5 separate regions of the Homo sapiens genome follow, and all the other regions are linked to region 4. The links are chromatin contacts, found by Hi-C or POLR2A ChIA-PET in ENCODE. All regions are on one chromosome and are shown on one strand. The core of a region is the stretch at or near the end of the contact, and the rest is flanking DNA. Distances in the headings are between cores, read along the strand shown. Region 1 holds the start of FGGY-DT (FGGY divergent transcript). Region 2 holds the start of LINC02777 (long intergenic non-protein coding RNA 2777). Region 3 holds the start of SLC35D1 (solute carrier family 35 member D1). Region 4 holds the start of USP1 (ubiquitin specific peptidase 1). Region 5 overlaps PDE4B (phosphodiesterase 4B).

Evidence for each region. A loop is a pair of places that touch in the nucleus more often than their neighbours do. ChIA-PET counts read pairs that join two places held with the same protein, here RNA polymerase II (POLR2A). Pooled maps may share reads with other maps.
Region 1: a map of CD8-positive, alpha-beta T cell shows a loop between it and region 4 (35-fold over the local background). The contact joins the promoter of FGGY-DT here to the promoter of USP1 in region 4. A Hi-C loop is called at or near these places in 2 of 168 maps with a recorded cell type or tissue (CD8-positive, alpha-beta T cell and naive thymus-derived CD4-positive, alpha-beta T cell), 4 of 37 single-sample maps with no recorded cell type and 12 of 50 pooled maps.
Region 2: a map of breast epithelium shows a loop between it and region 4 (18-fold over the local background). The contact joins the promoter of LINC02777 here to the promoter of USP1 in region 4. A Hi-C loop is called at or near these places in 2 of 168 maps with a recorded cell type or tissue (breast epithelium and naive thymus-derived CD4-positive, alpha-beta T cell) and 10 of 50 pooled maps.
Region 3: a map of naive thymus-derived CD4-positive, alpha-beta T cell shows a loop between it and region 4 (8-fold over the local background). The contact joins the promoter of SLC35D1 here to the promoter of USP1 in region 4. A Hi-C loop is called at or near these places in 1 of 168 maps with a recorded cell type or tissue (naive thymus-derived CD4-positive, alpha-beta T cell) and 11 of 50 pooled maps. POLR2A ChIA-PET finds 5 or more read pairs at or near these places in 1 of 52 experiments (CD4-positive, alpha-beta memory T cell).
Region 5: a loop to region 4 is called in a map of naive thymus-derived CD4-positive, alpha-beta T cell, with 5 times the contacts of the local background. The contact joins the enhancer-like site here to the promoter of USP1 in region 4. A Hi-C loop is called at or near these places in 1 of 168 maps with a recorded cell type or tissue (naive thymus-derived CD4-positive, alpha-beta T cell), 2 of 37 single-sample maps with no recorded cell type and 7 of 50 pooled maps. POLR2A ChIA-PET finds 5 or more read pairs at or near these places in 1 of 52 experiments (activated T-cell).

Annotation. Positions count from the first base shown.
Region 1 is chr1:59,295,225-59,297,924 of GRCh38, forward strand. It overlaps FGGY-DT (FGGY divergent transcript), which reads right to left and starts at 1,326. Exons shown (of 2, transcript XR_001738089.2): 1 at 1,145-1,326; 2 at 1-540. It overlaps FGGY (FGGY carbohydrate kinase domain containing), which reads left to right and starts at 1,870. Exons shown (of 16, transcript NM_018291.5): 1 at 1,870-1,926. RefSeq lists silencers at 1,272-1,811, 1,822-1,911.
Region 2 is chr1:58,902,824-58,905,523 of GRCh38, forward strand. LINC02777 (long intergenic non-protein coding RNA 2777) reads right to left here and starts at 1,315. Exons shown (of 5, transcript NR_183656.1): 1 at 745-1,315. RefSeq lists silencers at 709-1,098, 1,159-1,408.
Region 3 is chr1:67,052,867-67,055,566 of GRCh38, forward strand. It overlaps SLC35D1 (solute carrier family 35 member D1), which reads right to left and starts at 1,282. Exons shown (of 12, transcript NM_015139.3): 1 at 945-1,282; 2 at 90-123. The coding sequence starts at 1,147. RefSeq lists silencers at 697-906, 1,197-1,386.
Region 4 is chr1:62,435,586-62,438,301 of GRCh38, forward strand. It overlaps USP1 (ubiquitin specific peptidase 1), which reads left to right and starts at 1,464. Exons shown (of 9, transcript NM_003368.5): 1 at 1,464-1,815. RefSeq lists enhancers at 1-698, 381-730, 699-1,466, 1,291-1,360 and a silencer at 2,061-2,120.
Region 5 is chr1:66,335,395-66,338,094 of GRCh38, forward strand. The region is part of intron 8 of PDE4B (phosphodiesterase 4B); the gene reads left to right. Among named protein-coding and RNA genes, the nearest start is that of SGIP1, 200 kb to the right of the region's middle. RefSeq lists enhancers at 1,542-1,591, 1,652-1,701. Within about 2 kb of position 1,342, at least 32 of the 41 ENCODE cell types and tissues checked have a DNase peak (open chromatin) inside an H3K27ac peak, as active enhancers do.

The DNA.
Region 1 (2,700 bases), core at 76-2,575, 3.1 Mb before region 4:
GTGGGTTTCATTCCTGAGGTCCTTTCATGGTTCAACACGGCTGCTGGAGCAAATAAAAAATCAAATACACAAAAGCCCAGAGAAAGAGCCATCCACAGAGGCCAGGCAACAAATCCACTTATTCAAGTCTAGCCAAGATGAGACCCCCTTGCCACAGTGCATGAAACCAGCATATTCCACTTATTCCATTCTTGGGGTACGTTGAAACAGATCTGGAAGCAATGTCTTCTGTGTATTAAGCATCTAACACTTTACAAAGCATTTTCATATGTCTTACCACATTTGTTCTTCATAATGTTCTGAAAAGGTAAGATGAATACATCTTATTATTCCTATTGAACACTTGATTCACACAGCTGCTAAGTAACAGATTCCAACGAGTCTATAGCTAGGTCTTTGGGTATGTTGCTGGTAATGAAAAGGTGAACAATCATGGTGCAGAAGAAAGAAAATGAGCCAAACCAGGATCCCTGGTAGAGTTGTAGTGCAAAGACTGGGGTTAATTGTGTGGCCTCAGCCTCACTGGGCTGTTCTCCTCACCTGTAAGACCAAGATAAGAGCACTTATTTACTTCGGGGTTGTTGTGAAGATAGCAGACAATCTTAGTGCACCTGCCACTTAAGATCCGTTCAGTGAAATTATTACCTTTCACAGGTGTGTCTTTGGAAAATCACTTCCCTTTCCTGGATCTCAGTTTTCTTTTCTAGGAAAACAACATGTTTGGACTCAGCGACTGCTAAACTGTCTCCCAAACCTCGAACTCCCTCAGCCTGGGATCCTGCCTTTTATGAAAATAGTTCGGATTGGAGCTCAGGTTGGAATTCTCGCTTTAGTTGCTTGCTAGCTGTGTGTCCCAGTAAAAGCTAAAAATTTCGGATTCCCCACATCTGTAGAATAGGGATACATAACATGCAGCTTATTAGAAAGGGAAGGCATGTGAGAATTAAATTAGGTCCGTGTCCAGTACCCACTAAATTGTAAAAACTTCTCAAAGGCAGGGACCCATCTGTTTTGTAGATTTACAGAATGTCATACGTTGAAGTACGGGGGTTCGCCACGGGATTAGAAAATTTCTGTAGAGTAAGGAACAAGACACAAGGTAAGCATTCAAGAATTGTAACCATGCAATATTCTTATTTCTTACAGTCGCCTACAACAGTCCTGGTGTTTAGTAAACGGTCTGACACACACACCCATCAGGGGCTGCGGAGAGTCCGCCTGGGTAAGCTCCGCAAGGTGAGTCCCCAGAGCCGGGAACTCGCAGCCTGAGCAGACGCAGCGTAGCCGATCTTGGGTCCGCGCTCCTCCCGCCTTGCCCAGCCCTGCCCGCGGTTGGCTAGGCCCCAGGGAACGCTGCAGCCGCGGGGTGGGCAGGCGACGGCCAATCCCACGCCCGGTTCAAAGGGCCAATCAGGCCGCGCTTTACAGGGGCCGCGCTTTACAGGGGCCGCGCTTTACAGGGGCCGCGCTTTACAGGGGCCGCGCTTTACAGGGGCCGCGCTTTACAGGGGCCGCGCTTTACAGGGGCCGCGCTTTACAGGGGCCGCGCCGGCGGGGGCGGGATCGCGCGCAAGGCGGGGCTGTAGCCGCCCCGGGACCGCCCTGCTCAGGCGCCGTGGGGTTCGGCGCGGCTACGTGCAGAATCCGTCTAGCTAAAATGTAATTTCAGATTGGACAAGTACTGTAAGTGACCCTCCTCTCAGTCCCACGTGGGCGCTGGGGGCTTTTGCTGGTGCGCAGGCTCTTAGCGCGCACGCCCAGAAAGAGGCTTCTCCAACCCGGCCCGGCCCTTCCTTCCCCTTTCCCGCAGTCGTTGCCTCCTCCTCCCCTGCCTCCTCCTCCCCTTCCTCCTCCTGGCCGCTTAGTCTCACACCCGCCGGGCCGTTGTTCCCGAGACGTTGTTGAGTCCCCTGTGTCCTCTTCTGGGTGAGGCGTCCGGCCACTTAAGGGAAGGGAAGGGAAGGGTCGGCCTTGACTGCATCCCCAAGGCTGCCTATTAGGTGTCTGGAACCCGTGCTGCTTCCTCTCCGATCAGTGCCCACTTATCTGTATTCAGTACTCTTTCTCTCCTCCCCTTACCCTTGTAGGACATTTTCCTGGCATTTGAGGAGCCTTTAATTCACGTCTGGCTACCGAAGGCATTTTTAGGCTAGTGTTGCTTGTAGATTTAAACGCTTCCAGCACTTGTGATAATGTTTGAGGCACAGCTGAGTTTAGATGAGATAATGCTGTTTGGTTACAGTTATCCTGAGTAGAAAGGCCTAGGGATATCTTTTCATTTTTAGCCGTTTCCTTTTTATTTAAAGATTGACAAGGGGCCGGGCGCGGTGGCTCACGCCTGTAATCCCAGCACTTTGGGAGGCCAAGGCGGGTGGATCACGAGGTCAGGAGATCGAGACCATCCAGGCTAACACGGTGAAACCCCCGTCTCTACTAAAAATACAAAAAATTAGCCGGGCGTGGTGGCGGGCGCCTGCAGTCCCAGCTTCTCGGGAGGCTGAGGCAGGAGAATAGCGTGAACCCAGGAGGCGGAGCTTGCAGTGAGCTGAGATCGTGCCACTGCACTCCAGCCTGGGGGACAGAGCGTCTCAGAAAAAAAAAAAAAAAATTGACAAGGTGCAAAATGGTGAATTTCCCTCATCATGGGCTGTTTTCCACTAAAGCACTTCTGTGTCTTAACACAAATTTCTTCCCCGAAGA
Region 2 (2,700 bases), core at 65-2,564, 3.5 Mb before region 4:
AGCCACCGTGCCAGGCTTCTATTTGCTTTTGCTTTTGATACACCCATATCTGCTCATTGTAGGAATATTGGGTGCCTTCAGCTCAGCTGGATTCTCTTGGCTTCAGTGTCAGTATTTGAATTCTTGTTCATTTTCTGCTTTCCCTCCCCAGACTGGTAAGTCCATGAGGACAGAGTCCTTGTCTATCCGCCAGACCACCAGTGTCCAGCACAGTGCCTGGCACACAGTAGGTATTCAATAATTGTTTAATGAACTCTGGGGCTTTGATTAATAATTTAGTTAGAGAGTAAATTAATTGTGAGTTAAATCTAGTTTGGTCAACAACATACTTTACACTGTGCAGTCAGTGGGGCAGGAGGGAATCACAGAAGGGTCTTTGAAGATGAAAAGTGCAGGGACTATTGGCCTAGATCAGTGGTTTACACATGAAGCTGTACTTTTAGACGAGCTTGCCTTCCGGGATTTCGATCCCTGGTCTGAGGTGCTGTTTGAGCTTCCCAGGTGATTCTGAAGTCACCAGATCGGTATTGAGGGATGCCAAATTTGGGGGACTTCCTGTTCTAACGTATTTCTTTTTGTCCCCCGAACTCATTCAACTTGTGCCTGAACGGTCTCAGCAATGGGAGCTCATTATTTCACAAGGCGAGCTGCCCAACCCAGCGTAACCACAACGACAACAATCACAGTGACACCATGTAGGGACCATACATTGAGCATTTCTTAGGTGTCAGGTACCGTACATACATGCTGCTCACTCCAAAGGCGAGGTGGGTAGTACTTGTCTGCATATGACAGCTAAAGAAACTGCAACTCCGACGTTGGTGGCGCTGGGAGTCTCAGTGGCGGCGGGGCGGGGCAGGGCCGGGACCGAGGCCACGTCCCGCCCGCCGCCCGGCTTCCCGCCCATGGGCCTCGGCAGTGCCCGCGGGAGGAGCGGGTGGAGGGAGCCGCTCGCCACGTCAGCGCACGCCCGCCCCGGCGCTCCGCCCGGCCCTCCTGGGCCTCCCCATAGAAGGTTAACCCGGGCCGGATCCCACGAGGACTGGTGGGGGCCGGGCGGCCCGTGATTTCAGTTTCCGAAGAGTCCGGCCCTGCGCAAAGGCGGGCAGGGAGGAGGAGTTCGGGAAGCCTTCCCGACAGTCTGTAGATGAAATGAACGCGCCCCGCCTGAGCGCCACTCGGGGAGCGCGCCGAGCCAGTGCAGCACCGCGGCCTCCCGGCCCGCCAGGCTGAGGGTTTCCGCGGGCCCTGACCCTGCTGGCCCCCACCGGGCCAGTGAAAGCAGCAGGCTTTATGCGGCTGTCGGGCTCGGGGCGAGGAGCCGGCTCCACCCTCCCAGTCTGGGCCCATCCTCCGGCCTCGGCCAGCCCCTTCCCTCCCTCTCTTTGGCGTTCGCGTTCCCTCGGCCTAGCAGACCTCTTAGAATGTTTGTTTTCCTTCTGAGAAAGAGCGGAGGGACGTGGCCAAGACCAACATGAACTGCAAACACGGGACATCCTCTGTGTGGGGGGACATTTTTCTGGGACCAACAGACCTGGGTCTGAATACCCATCCTGCCGCTTCCTCGCTGGGTGACCTTTGTATATCTTTCTCCATCTCTCTCAGCCTCATTATCCTCATCTGTAAAATGGGGATAATGACGCCTTACCTATCTTTAAGATACATTCTGAGGATTAGATTGGATAAATACGGATCATACATTTTAAGCACTTAGTGCTGTCAATGGCAATTAACATTATTATTCATTATATTGTTATTATGAATGACTGATAATGACACTCAAGATTATTAATGCTACTGTGTCAAAAATATGCTCAATTAAATTTATTTTTAGTGAGTGAAATAGTTTTATGAAAGGTAAATAAAGAGGAATAATACTGGGTCGGGAAGTATATACACGTTATCTCATTTAATATTCAAACAGCTTCAGAAGGTGGGTGTTATCATCCCCATTCTGCAGATGAGAAAGTTGAGGCTCTTGGAGGTTCATTAACTTGCCCACCTCACACACTTCAAGCCTAATGTCCTGCCCTCCCTCTCTCACTGACTTCCTTGACTGCATCCCTTAAGCTCCAGTCCCTTTCTACCTGCCTGCCTCAGCAAAGACTCGTCCATCTGCAGAGAAACCTGGAGGAAAGTGAGTCAGCTCTGGAAACTGGATAAAGCTCACCTCCTCCAGGCAGCTTTCCTGATTCTCTCCCTCCTCCCCCTGTAAAATTAATCCTTCCTTCCTTTCTTCTCTTGGTGCCCATAGTATGAGGTTGCACACACTTATTGCAGGTTGTGTCTCCCACCTGGGGAGTATGCCTGTCTAAGGCAGACGCCACATACTTTTTCACTCTTGAAGGGTCAATATGGTGTTGTGGTTAAGGGCACAGGCTTAGGAGCCCAACTGTCCAGTTTCAGATCTTGGCTTTACTACCTACTGGTTGTGAGCCTTAACCAAGTGACTTAACCCCTTTCAGCCTCACTGTCCTTATCTACAACATGGAGATTGACAATAAGATCAGCCTTGTGGGGTTGCTATAAGGATTGAATGAGTTAAGATATAGAAAGCAATTTGAACCTCTAAGTAATCAGATGTTCACTGAATGAAGACGGAATCGTGAAGGTCTTGAATGTTGCTTACTAAGATAGTGAGATAGAAAGCATGTTGCAGAGTTAAGAGCAGGAGTAGGTATCAGAGACCTAGGTTCTCAT
Region 3 (2,700 bases), core at 32-2,531, 4.6 Mb after region 4:
AGAGAACACAGATTCACTGTTCTACACATAAAGACACACACAGAAGTTCTAACAACATAAACCACGTAATGGTGAGGATTCCAACTAACCTGGCCAAGTCCAACACATAGTGAGGAGGGAAATCTACAAAAAGGGCAAAGAAAAAAACAAGATCAGAACAAACCTAACTTAGCTCCGTGAATTCAATTTGCACATCGGCAACGTTAATAAGGCATTCCGATACAAGCCACATCAACGTCCGCCCCTAAATCAAACAAAAATCTTGGGAGAAAACTCTCTGCCTGTTGGTTGTCAGTCCACCCCGCTGATGTAGCCTCGGGCGGCCGCTTGTCCCATCTTGTCCGAGTCTACAGTTTCAGTCCGCTGCCTGCAAAGGATTTCTCAAGGCAGTGCAGATACAGATCTCTGCAACGATTTCACACACCTTAAAAAAAAAAACAACCAACTTCTGCCTCTGGGTCCCAGTGTTAGCAAGGGAATAATTGTCTGCTGGGTTGAGGATGCGTACGTCCCCAGAGGCTGTCAGCGGGTGCAGGGGACACTGAAGCCCCGGCCCCCTGTCCAGGCTGCGGAGGAGGGAGGCTTCCCTCGCTCTCCTCCCTGATCGACAGGCATAACGGCTCAAAAGTCACCAAGCAAATCACTTTGCTCCATCTCTCTGAAGGGCAGGGTTTTCGGGGCGGTGCGCCCAGGGCATGGCAGGCGAGCCCCAAATGTGCCGGGCCGGCCGGAGCTCCGCGCAGGGAGCGGACCCCTGCCACAGGCCCGCTCGCCAGGCCGGCTCCGCTGCCCGGGCCGCGCGCGTCAGCCGCCCGCCCTCCCCAGCTCCCGCCCAACTTTGTTCGGCTTTAACTTTGGCAGTCAAAGTCCAGGGAGCCGGCGCCGCGCCGCCGCCGCCGCCCGCTCCTCCTCCGCGGCCTGGGCCGCCGCCGCCTCGGCCCTACCTGTAATTGGTGAGCACGCTCTTATTCACCACCACGATCAGGAAGGAGCTCACGCCGTAAAAGCCGGCGGCCAGCAGCTTCAGAAACACGGTCAGCGTTTCGGCCGACGCCATCCCCAGCTCCTCCTCATCTCGGAGTGTGGAGGATTTCGCGGGGGCTTCTCCTTTAACCCGAGCATGCTGACGTCTATGAACTTCCGCCATGGCTGCCGCAGCAGCGGTGGCCTGGCGGCGGGGCCTAGCGGCTCGGGGGCCTGCAGCGGCAGCTCCCAGGGGACTCCAGGAGTTGGGGACCGCAGACTAGGCCAGCTGCGCGCTCGCCGCCTCGACTCCCCGCTTGGCCGCCGCCTGTCCCCGCCCAGGGGCAGGGACGCCGGGGTTCACACCCCTGGAGACTTTGCTCGGGCATTGTGCAACGCGGGGTCAGAGAGTAGGGCCGCGCCGGGCTTAGCCTGGGCAGGGGTTGGAGAGAGCCTGGAGAAGGGGCAGTGGCGACCCCCCTGCCCGAGGCGGATAAGGAGAAGCCAGGGGAACTACATCGAGACACCAGAGCGCCGGGCGACAAACCACAGACTCCGGGTGACAGTCGCCCTGCGCCTGCGCACGAGCACGCGCTGGGTCTCTCCGCGGGGCGCGTACCTGGGGCGTGGGGAGTCTGGTGGCAGAGGGGCTGGAAGGCCGTATTCTCCGGATAACTGCCGCAACTAAGTGCAGACCCTCCTCCCCTCTGTTACAGGTGGCCGGCCAAGTAGTTACAGTACACTGCGTCTAGACTAATTCTGAATGCTCTTTTAGTCTCTCTTGCAGGGGGTAAAAACCCTTCAAAAGTATCAGATGTGGATCAACAGTAAACACTCAACGAAAATTTCATTCCGCAATGCCTCAGGCTTCTTACATTTTCTGAACCCAGAAAACACCAAACAATACTTTTCAGATTGAGAAGTTTCGTTTGTTTGTTTTAAGAAAAATGTTGACATATCCCAAAAAGTAGCAAGATAAGCAGCTTGGGGATTGGGGAAAGCACAAGGTGTTTGGAGCCTAAAAGACTTGATTTCCAATTGTAGGATTCCTAGAAATGACGACCCCCCCCCCCCCCACCAACACACTCACTCCTTATTGTGTGTCTTGGACCAATTAGATGACCTCCCTGAACCTGATCTCTGTGGATGTGTAGCTAGCAAAGAGCTAGTTTTCGGTAAATGGTAGTCATTATTGTATAACAGAAGCAAATCATTATGATCGGTTTAAGCAAAGAAATTACGTATTGAACTTTAATAGATTAGGAAAGAAGAACTTTGAATTATTTTTCTAAGTGCTTGGTCTGTATCTTTTTAAATTTCTTTTTTTTTTTTTTCTTATTTTTATATTTTGGTAAACCAGGTATAGTGGTTCACACCTGTAATACCAGCACTTTGGGAGCAGGTGGAATGCCTGAGCCCGGGAGTTTGAGACCATGCTGGGCAACAAAGTGAGACCCTCTCTCTACAAGAAAATAAAAAAATTAGCCAGATGTGGTGGCGCACGCCTGTGGTCCCAGCTACTCAGGAGGCTGAGGTGGGAGGATGGCTTGAGCCCAGGAGGTCAAGGCTGCAATGAGCTATGATCATACTACTGCACTCCAGCCTGGGCAACAGCACAAGACCATCTTAAAGAAAGAAATAAATTGTGGCAAAATATACAAAGTATAAAATTTATCATTTTAACCCTTTTTGAGTATGCAATTGCATGGCATTAACTGCATTCACATCGTTTTGCAG
Region 4 (2,716 bases), core at 214-2,713:
AGGACGTTTGTAACTTGCTGTTCTCTCTGCCCGCACCATTCTTCCCTCAGATTCCTCCAAGCTTTTTCATTCAGCTCTGCTCAAATGTCAACTCAAAGAGGTCTTTCCAGGCTATCGTATCTATCACTTATCTTAGCGTCACTTGTATCTCCCTCTCCAGAATGTAATGCTCCTTTATGACAGGGAATGCCTTTACATCCCTCGCGCCTTGAAAAATGCCTGGCACATAGTAGGCACCTTAAAAATACTTGATTAAATGGATTTGGGCTGAACGTATCCTGCTTAACTGCAGCACTTGAGCTGAGGTCACCTCACCAAAGCAGGCACACAAACACAAAAGGAAGCACACAACCAGATGAGGCCTGCCTGCCGCTCCTGAACCCTTTGGGAGGGCTCGCGCGGGAACCCTGGGAAGCTCCCGCGGCCGGAGCTGGGCCTGAAACTGTTCTTTCGTTTCCTCCTGCGGCCGAGAAAGGGAAGAGGTAAACAGGCGAAAATGAGGCGAGCAGGGGCTGAGGACCGGGCCTCAGCTCTACAGCATTCGCCTGAGCATGTATTGTTATCCGTGGCAGCGCCTTGTCTCATTGGATGGCCCTAGGCCTAGTGTGGCCGCGACTCCGAACTGAAAGCCCAAGCGCGGCGGCGTCCAGCCGGGCAGCCATTTTCCGAAGCTGCTCTCTTGGTAACCCCGCCCGGGCGCGTACGCACGAACGGAGGCGGGGCTTACCGCGAGGGCCTCGCTCCGGAAGCCGCACCCTCCGCGGCGTCCCACCGTCGAGGATTAACAAAACGCCAAACAAGATTTTAACAGTCGGCAGCGAAAGCGCGCACTCGAGCGCCAATGAGAGCGGAAGGAGGGGCACCGCGCCTGAGGAACACTCCGTATGTCGAACAATGATTGGCTGGAGCCCACCTTTCTTCTTTTTTGCTATTAGATGGGCTTGCTGCTCCCGCCCATCTAATTGGCTTTGGTCTAGGTACTTCTGATTGGCTTCCCCCGGGCGGTGGGAGGCGCGGTTTTGGGGATTGTTCATCATGGATTGGTGAATTTGGGCTCCTTCTCGAGGTGGTGGCCCATCCCGTCTGCTCTCTGTCCCGTCTCCCGACCCGTACGCTTTTCCCTCAACTCGCGCGCACGAATGGTTAAAAAAAGGGTGTGAGGCTCGAGCCCGCCAGCCAGGCCGCTAGCACCTCGCGCGCGCCCTCAGCGAGGACCCGCACGAGCTGCCCGGCTCTGTGCCTGCGTTGTTTGAAACTGTGGAACCCGTTAGGCTTTTGGGGAACTACAGTCCCAGCTGGCTCCGGAGCCCGTGCGTGCCAGGGGCGAGTGGCCGTCGCGAGACGGCTCCTGCCTTTCGTGTCTCTGCAGCGTGGAGACTGGAACCGGCAATTTCAAAGGACGCCACGTTCAATCGCAGCGCTGGCGCGGGCGGAGGCTAAAACACGGGGGTCCTGAGACTGAGGAAAACGCGCCAAGTTCCCCTCGGTGGCGGAGTGCTAAAGACCCTAGCGGTTCAGGCGTTCGGCGAGCGGGGCCGCTGCTTGTTGCGCTCCTGGCTCTCCCGGGGCGGGCGCAGATGGGCGCCGCTCCCGGGATGTAGTTGGTGTTGGTGCAAGACGGGAGCGAGCGGCGGTCGGGGTTCCCGCTCTTGGGAGCGGATGGTCACTCCCCCGCGGGGAGGGCGAGCCGACCAGATTTTCCTGGGGCCGGGGACCCGGCGGGCTCGGGGCAGGGACTCACCTGTCGCACCCACACTCATTCGGGTTGGACTTGCCGGCGTCACCGCCGCGGACTTCGCTTTGGGCCATGACCAGGTAAGGAGGGCCTGGGAGGAGGGGCCGGCTCCCGGGCGCGGGGGCAAGTTCGGCCGGCGCGGGAGAGGAGCTGCCGGGGAGACCCCGGGACCGTGTTGGCCTCGCACCCTGGTCGACCTGCCAGGGGGAGCCGTGTGTGCCTCGGGCGTGGCGCCTGTCTTGCCGCCGCCGGGACGCGAGAAGGCAGGTGCGGGCTGGGCGTAAATAGGCCAACTCCGCGGCGAGGGCGCCCGGCGCGGGGGTGTGGGCCGAGGACGCCGCCGCCAGCCTCCCCCGACCGGGCAGCCTGGTCGCTGCTCGTCCTTCCAGCTTTCTTTCCGTTCCCGAGAGCGGTGAAGGATGGGGAGAAAGAAACGTTTCCACGCAGGTTGCCCTGTGTCGGTAATTGCGAAATTTTACCGCGCATTTTCTTTCACTTACACTTTTTCAAGAAGTGTTTAGAACGCCGCGTGTCTTAAACCTTGGCGAAGATGTCCTTGTAGATTTTTGTTGAAAAATCGGAATCGAGTCGTGTCATCTTATAAAGAATTTAAAACTATTGGGACTGAGTGTTCACGCTGTCAACAGATAATGGTCGATTCGTCGTGCTTTCTGCGAAAGTTGATTTAGTTACAGGAGAAATATTTTGGATGTAACAGCCCCCCAGTTACAAGGAAAGCCAGGAGCAAGAAATAGCAAGGAAGATACTGCACCTGGCAAAATGTTACATTCTCGGTGTGAGCTTTGCTTTGAGGGGCTAGGAGGTTTGGTTTTTTGATTAAGCTGACGATCCGCTATTTCACCTGCCTAATCATTCTTCCCTTCTGTGTAGTCTGGTTACTCTGTCGGTTTGAGATCCAGTTTCTGTCATCCATTAAATTGGCTCTCGAGAAAAACCTTTTATCAGAATCATTAATGCTTG
Region 5 (2,700 bases), core at 92-2,591, 3.9 Mb after region 4:
GTTAACTGTGTTTGGTGGAGGAAAAGCAAGCATCTTTCATCTTTACTTCATCTAGGTAGGGTTGTGCTTTTTTAGTTTGTTTGTTTTCCTTAATCCTTTAAATTTTGAAGAAAACTGAGTGATTCAAATCTCCTAAAAGACTTTCTCAAATGTACTTCATAGCCTAGAGAGTTAGCTAAGAAACATCGTCCTCTGTTTGGCCCAAATTTCTCTGATCCCTTAATGCTGGCCACAGTCCAGATGGAATTCCAGAATTTTAGAGAATGGTGCTGCCAGGTAGGTTAGTCTTGTAAATTATTTTCCTCCAAGAATTACTAGAAGATGGAATAAGTTCAGCAGAAGTTTTACAAGGCAATGGTATTGTTATTTAAGATGAAAAGGATGGCTAGTGAACCTCCTGCCAGCTGCCCAAATTCGATTAGACATGTTAGAGCTAGCCGTTTTGCTTAACAACAGATTGCCTTCTTAGAATTGTTCATTAATTTTGTGTTTCAATTTTCATCACCTCCTGAATTAGAAGAATTGTCTTACACTTCAGCAAAATGCATCAGAGCATGAGTTCCTCAGTGGCAAAACAGTCAGATGTTTTGAAAACAGGATGCTTTGGCTCTCCATTATAAAAAGAGGAACGGAAAGAGAAACAGTATAGAAAGGAAGAAAGCAAATAGCCTCAGCAGGGTCCCCAGCCCAACAACGGCATAAACAGTGACCTATCTTCCTGACCTTCACTGTGGCTCAGTTCCTGACCTCGTGTCACCAAAGCCAACCAACGTCATTAGAGGAGGATAGGAGGAATGGCGCAGCTGCTGTGAGGGTGACTACAATTTCCTGTCTCCTTCCTGACAGACGCAGTCAGTAAAGTACAGGGTTGCAACAACAGTGGCTGAGGAAGGACCAACCCAGAACAATCCCAGGGAGGCGTAATTGTGACTGGCGGGGAATGGGGAGGTGTTCCTTCCCTCATTGTACTGAGAAACCTAGTCTTTCACCTAGAATTTTCAGGTGAAAAACGTCAAAAGGGTCATTCTTACCCAGAATGCTAAATGTTTTTCAAAAGATGAACATACTGTGGTATTCAGAAAAGCTATATTCAAGCAACTAGTCACTGTCTTCACTTCCCCCACAAACGCCCTCCACTGTCCTTTTCATTCTCCATTGGTTTGGCTCTGGGGCTGTTTTATATGCAGAACAAAGGTTGGGTGCTGCTGGGTGAAAATGGATATTCTGTTGTTGAAGAGTGGCCCTGTGTATTAGTACTTTTTTTTTAGAATGAAGCATTAGGACTTAGCACTTGAGTAAATGTTTGCTAAGATAGAAATGGAAGATAGATGGTCCTTCTTCTCTTAAGGCATTGTGAAGTCGGCTACAGATAACCATCATGAGGAAGTGAGTCCTCCTGGCTATGCAGGCTTATTTTTCCAGTTCTTCAGGTGCAGCCATACTACAGTACTAAACATGGAGCACAAAGGCAACTAATTGCCAGTGCTCTTGGGTTTGCAGGATAAAGTCACACTATTCTACCAGGCCCCGAGCCAGCTGGGAATTAGGCTGCATGACACTGGATGGTGATCATGACAGGCTGATTGCCCTAATGAGGGGTGAACCATTTTGTATTTAACTAAATAATCAATAACTATGGAAAATGCCAGCTCCTGCAGAACTGACAGGAAATAGATCTTACTGGCCAATGGATTCATCTTAGAACTCTGTAAGAGAGAGGGTAGACAGGCGCTCAGTCCTTGAAAGGAATATTCATGCCACTTTTGCCTAAAATGTAATGATATGATTACAGCAGTGCCGCCCTTAGCATAAGATGCATCCATTTGCTGGGCCCTGTGCTGTAATCAGAGGGCCTTAGCCTGGCCTTCCTTCTGCTGCCCTCCACCCAAGGAAGTAAGGAGTTGGCCGGGCCAAGGGAGCAGCTTTGCTCCCCTCTCTAAACTACATTTTGCATCTGCTGGACCCCCACATTCTCTGTCCAAATGGCTTTGAACCCACTTCCCGGCCACACAAGCCTCTTCCTGGGATGTGCTGCAGGCATACACACCCTTAGGCCTAAGGAGTTTAACCAAGAGGCAGCAATGAGAGGTGTGAAGAGACTTGTGTAGGAGGAACTTGGGTAAGCAGGCTGCGGTCCAGGGCTCACGACGGCTGCTCACAGGTCCCTGGAGATGGAAGGACATGGGGAAAGAGGAGGGCCAACCCATATCCAAGGAGTTCAAGAATTCTAAATTCAACCTGACCTTCCAGGCTGTTATGGAGGGATATCTGTCAAGGTAAAGGAGATAGCTCAATGTATATCTTTGTATATTTAGACTTACAGTGTGTGGCCCCACACATGTTAGAGGTGACCCTGGATTAGAGGGCAGAATAGAATTAAAATCAGTTCTGGTAGCCAGGTGGGCACTCACACATTTTTTTGGTTCAACTTTTCTCTCTTTACTGCTCAGATTTATATAGACTAAATTATGGAGGGAGCAAAATAAAGTGAAAAGAGCCTAGGAATAAGCCATGAGTTTGAGTTCTAGCCCTGCCTTTACTTAGGTATAGTAATATAGACAATAAAACTATTTGGAATCTTTCCATATTCTCTTCTATAAAACAAAATAATTGGAAAAGACCCAGCTCTTCAGTTTATTGATTGAATAATATTAGTAAACAACAGAACTACCTTTACAGGTGTATGCAAACATTGTGCTA